Linked DNA regions of Mus musculus: region 1 is linked to region 2. Evidence: chromatin contacts called from ENCODE Hi-C or POLR2A ChIA-PET data. All regions are on one chromosome and are shown on one strand. Each heading gives the region's core, a stretch centred on a gene start or an enhancer-like site at or near the end of the contact. The rest is flanking DNA. Distances are from core to core; before and after follow the strand shown.

Region 1 (2,700 bases), core at 29-2,528, 41 kb before region 2:
ACAAAACAAAACAAATGAAAAGCAAAACAAAACAGAAGGCTGGGGCATGGAGGAGAAAGGCCCCAAGGATAAAGTGTTACCTTTACCTGGCTTTAAGTATCTGACCTTGTGTATTGGGTGAACTGTGTGGCTGCTCTGTGTGTGGTAAAAACTACTTTCCGTCTCCTTTCCATACAGTCCTCTGTTGAGGTGAGGAGCAGGCTGGCCCACACTTAGAGTGCAGAGACAAGCTTCTTTTCCATGAAAGTGGAGTTTCTGCTTAAGTTGCCTGAAGTTGCTCTGCCCCGGAGATTTGTCTTTCTGGCCTTACCTGGCCTTACATTAGTAGATCGATTCATCGGTCATTTCACATTAGATGGATAACTTTGGGTTACCGTAACACCTTGTTCCTCAAATTCTTCTGGCGGTGGCTTCCTATCAATGCATATCATCTTTCTTTCTTCCTGTGTTCTTTTTTTAAGATTTATTAAATATTATTTATTATTATATGTAAGTACACTGTAGCTGTGTCTTTCAGATACACCAGAGAAGGGCGTCAGATTTCATTATGGATGTTGTGAGCCACTGTGAGCCACCATGTGGTTGCTGGGATTTGAACTCAGGACCTTTAGAAGAGCAGTCAGCGCTCTTAACCACTGAGCCATCTCTCCAGCCCCTCCTCTCATACTTTCTTTGTTTCTTGATGGCTAGCCTTCTACCTTGTTTGTCCAGCGGTTTCCCACCCCCTAGCCAGAATGCCCCTTTTCTGTTTCTGAGCCCCCAGTAGGGTGCCAGGCAACGAGGACAAGGTCGTGGCAATACTCCTGTGGGTGTCCCACTGACAGCAGGCAGGAAGGGGCTAGTGGAAGGCGGGGCTCAGTGTCTACGTGGTCCACAACCTCGGGTTAGGCAGTCGTGCGGGTCCCCGCTGGCGCAGCCACACCCACGCTCAGAAACGGTTTCTAGTGCCCTAGTTTCGGAACTACTCTGGACTGCAAAAGTCATCCGCGCTGAGGGGTTTTCCCGCGGAAAGTCCGATGGATCCCGCCCCGCCCATCTCTCCATCCCAGAGCAAGGAAGAAGAAAGAGCAAGTTCCCGGGTGGTCCACACCGTCGCCCGCAGCATCTCGGGGTGCACAGGAGGGGAAGAAGGCTCGTGCTTAGGTTCCCAGCAACCCGCAGCGTGGCGACCCCAGTCGGGACGGGAAGCTGCGCGCCTAGCCGAGGGCGTCCCCGGGGCGGGGCCCTGGTCCCCAGCTGTGCAGCCTCAGCGCGGCAGGGGCGGAGCCAGCAGCACCAGACGCGGCCCTGCGGCTCAGGGCTCGGACCCCGGCTGAGAAGCGCAGCCCGGGCCAGCAAGAAGCGGAGGGGGCAGAGCCGCGGGGACACGCCGCGGTGTCCTCCCGGCGTCCGGACGCTGGATCAGCGCCCCGCAGGATCACGGTTCGTTTTGTCCCGCGAGTCTGCTTAGCTCTCTAACTCTTTCGACATCGGGGACCCAGGTTCGGGGTTGGCTGGAGTGGTGGACCGCGCTGGCAGGGATGCTGCGCAGCTGCAGGTGGGTTTGGGGTGTGGTTCCCTCTGTGCCTCTAGGTACCTTCAGGACGAGGCTTTGGGTTTCTCACCTAGAGCCGAGAGCTTTTTTTTTTTTTTTTTTTTTTTTTTTTTTTTTTTTTTTTTTTTTATGTTTAAGAATATAATGCGTTATCAGAAGTGCTTCAGAAATGTAGACTGACTCTGAAGCTTCCTGAGGCAACTTCTGTTTTGAATTTTTGTTGTTTTTATTTAATGGAGGTGTTTTATTCAGTTCGGTCGCCACTTTCTCTAACACATCAGAATGGACACTTCTCCACTTGAACTTGACAGTATGACTCAGGAGCCAGGAAATACAGGAACACTGATACCGCGTTGAAACAGCTCCCACGGAGGATTTGGGGTAGTTTGTTTTAGGAAACCGATCTGATGGCTTTGCTTAGAGAACCACACCACGGAATTCTGTTGGCTTCTTTGGCTCCGCGAACATCAGCTGAGACCTGCGTTTTACTTCCTGTGACTCTCACACTTATTAGAGCCATTTCTCAGCAGAGGGAGGAGCTGTTGTTTCTACACGGGTATCCACAAATGAGTCACAAGTCTACTACAATTGCAAGGCTTTGTTAATACGCTTTTGAAAAGTGAGGTTGGATTCCTGTACTTTGAATAAGACCGAAGATTCAGTCTGGTACTGTCAAACTGGGGCAGGCGGCCTAGGAAGTAACTATTCAAGTTTTCAGTTTCCTAGAGCGCCTGATGGGACAACATGCCAGCTAGGGTCACTAGGCTGATCTGAGATAAACCCTTAAAATCATGTGCTTTCCCACAGAAGCTGAAGAGAAAATTAATTTCTTTATCCAATAACCATTTGGCTGTTGTTTTCACTAGTTGGTAGAAACTGGACATTTAATGAAGTGATTGTAAGTTACTCTGAAATTTAAAATATTTCAGAAAGTTTATTTTTACCAAATTAGTGCCTTAAAAAAAAACATATAGAAGCTTTTGAAGAAAGTAGATGGTTGCTGGAGCCAGACATTAAGATGCTGAGTCTCCCTGAGGCTGGATAAAGGCTCTAAGAAATAGACTTCCCTATCTAGGAGCTCAGTAGAGACAGGAATAACTGCATATCCTGGCTGAGCTGAGGTCAGCCTTAGACAGCAGTTGCAAGGTTCTGGTCTGTTCCAGCCT
Region 2 (2,700 bases), core at 186-2,685:
AAACTAACTTGTGTTCCAGACCCATCCCTGAACTGAGGCCAGAAAACGGAAATGCAATCGTCTAGAGCACCAGAAAGAATATTTCTGAGAAGAACCCTCCGGTGCAAAGCTGGGTTGGTGGAGAAGTTCTGCAGCCCCGGGCAACAGCAGCAGTGCAGGCAGGGGGCTTCCTTTAGTTGAGCAAGTCTGCAAGAGATCTCTATGGCCTCATTCAAAATGAGGATAGGAACGCCTACATTACAGTTATTAAGAAAATTAACCGAGCCCCTGAAGAGTGGTACTCACTCTAAGCCTTTAACCCTGACATTTAGGAGGCAGAGACAGACAGGTCTCTGTGAGTTTAAGGACAGCCTGGTCTATATAGAGAGTTCCAGGACAGCCAGAGCTACATAGTGAGACCCTATCTCAAAAAAAAAAAAAAAAAAAAATCAAGCTAGACAAAACTGTGTGTAGGGAGCTTAGAGCAATGCTTGGGTTATAGAGTGCACATGTTCTCATGTTCTCATTTGCATTTAACACCCATTGCGTGCAGCTTCAGGCCTCTCTCTGATCACCTGGTGAGGTAATCACCCCATGTTACTGACCCCATGTTACATTCCACAGGCTGCCTCCAGACTCTAGCACAGTGTCCGCACAGAGAACAAGGCCTGAGGACCTAGGCTCTCTGGTGTACTTCTCTGAGTGCTTACCCTGGATGCCCTAAAGGTACTATTGAGGAACATGGTCAGGCAAAGGTCAGTGGAGTTCCCGCCATTGGGAGATAGACAGGAGCTGTCTGGATGCTAGAGTAGAGTTCCTTCGTAAGGAGTCCGGTCAGACTTAACCAGGACTCAAGAGAACCAAAAGCTGGGTGTTCCCTGGGGGTCACAGAGCTGTGAGAGATGGTAGAGCAGTTGGATCATTACAGTGAAACTGAGAAAATGTTTGAGGGAGCCACTGGGAGGTCTGAAACAGTGGGGCACTTTGTGAAACAGTGCATCCTAGGTTTACAGTCAAAGACTGAAGCCACCAGACCTGTATAAACCAAACATGGGGGTGGGTTAGGGGAGAGGGACAAGGTGGGACAGCCAGAGCAAGGCTCAGCCACCAGCTCCCTGCCTGCAGCTGCAGAAACACCTAGCCTGAACCCTGGGGTAGAGCCAAGGTTTTGAGGAACAGCCGAAGTAATGCAAATAAACCGCTGTACCCTAAATTGCTTTTTGTTGTGGGTGTTTTGTCCCAACAACAAAAGGGGAGCTAAAACAGGAGACAAGTTAAAACAAGAGTTTGCCCTCTAGGGGAGCTGTAGGGGTGGCAGGAATCCAGGAGGTCTTGACCCTGCATTTGAAGCAGAGCAAAGGGGACAGTGTCTACACAACCAGGGAGGGGGTGGGGGATTGGGCCACACTGCCCTGACCACACAGCTTTCTCCGGAACCTCCTCTTTCTCCGGAACCTCCTTCCGGCATGTGGTAACACTGGCGAGGAAGGAAAGCCGCGCGCGCACAGGTGCCGGGCCCCGGGAACCTATTCGATTTAGAAGAAACACACTGATGGTTGCCCTGCGGACCCGTGCCTACACCGCCCGAGGGACCCCTCCCACCTCCGCTCCGGAGCCCAGAAGTTAGCTGTGGAGTTTGTTTGTCGCGCCCGCGCACCTACAGTGAGCAAGGAGAGCCGGCGCCCGCCGGCCCAGAGCTCTGTCCCGCTCTCTGCTCCTGCAGTTCCTTCGCTGCCGCCGAGATCTCGGGGCGACAGTGAGCGGCGGCGGCGGCGGCGGCGCGAAACCCCGGCGGCAGTCTCCGAGTCTCTGTAGCCGGGTCGGGAAAGCGCCGCGCAGCCTGCGCAGAAGCATCCTCGAGTAACTGGGGAAAATGAGGACGGTATTGTGAGCTTTGTAGGAACAGCAAAGAGAAGAGAGCACGCCTGCACCAGGATGGCCGAGTGGTTAAGGCGTTGGACTTAAGATCCAATGGACATATGTCTGCGTGGGTTCGAACCCCACTCCTGGTAAAGTTGCTGTTTTGTTCCTTGCCGCGGTCTGTCAGTTGTTTTTAGGTCCAGAGCTTTTGGAAATTTAGAAGTCTTATTTCAGTTGAAAGAAATGTTCTTTAATCCTTAATAGGGCGCTGCTACAAGGCAGCCCAATTTCCCGCAGTGAAGCGACCGTGTCTCCAGGAACCGACCTGAGCCAGGCGGGAAGAGGCTCCCCGGAGAGGTCTGGTATTGGCTAACTTTTTGCAAAAGTACTTTTGCACAGAAGAAAAAAGAAAAAAAAAAAAAAAAAAAAAACAAGTCCGCTTTTGCCTTTCCTCTGTCCGCTCCCCACCCCCTTCTTTTTTCTTCCTTTCCCTTTGTTTTCTTTCTTTCCTTTCTTTTCATTTCCCCCCCCCTCAAAGTTTAACGTGTTCACATGCAGTCTTTCAAAAATGTACCATTTGACCATGAAGACCCAGAATTTGAAATATTTTCGATTTTTATCTTCTCCTATTTTCTTTGGGTTTTTTTGTTTTGGTTTGGTTTGGTTTGGTTTGGTTTTTGGTTTCTCGAGACAGGGTTTCTCCGTGTAGCCCTGGCTGTCCTGGAACTCACTTTGTAGGCCAGGCTGGCCTCGAACTCTCAGAAATCCTCCTGCCTCTACCTCCCAAGTGCTGGGATTAAAGGCGTGTGCCACCCTATTCTCTCCAAAAGTGTTTTTTATCAAAGCAGTCCAAGATCTTAA

What was found. A loop is a pair of places that touch in the nucleus more often than their neighbours do. ChIA-PET counts read pairs that join two places held with the same protein, here RNA polymerase II (POLR2A).
Region 1: a map of heart shows a loop between it and region 2 (4-fold over the local background). The contact joins the promoter of Stx11 here to the promoter of B230208H11Rik in region 2. A Hi-C loop is called at or near these places in 9 of 37 maps with a recorded cell type or tissue (T-helper 17 cell, T-helper 2 cell, adrenal gland and 2 more). POLR2A ChIA-PET finds 5 or more read pairs at or near these places in 4 of 5 experiments (Patski and embryonic stem cell).

The regions. Positions count from the first base shown.
Region 1 is chr10:12,962,837-12,965,536 of GRCm38, reverse strand. Stx11 (syntaxin 11) reads left to right here and starts at 1,278. Exons shown (of 3, transcript NM_029075.1): 1 at 1,278-1,537.
Region 2 is chr10:12,921,862-12,924,561 of GRCm38, reverse strand. It overlaps B230208H11Rik (RIKEN cDNA B230208H11 gene), which reads left to right and starts at 1,435. Exons shown (of 3, transcript NR_038028.1): 1 at 1,435-1,988. n-TLtaa3 (a tRNA gene) reads left to right here and starts at 1,909; the gene lies at 1,909-1,991.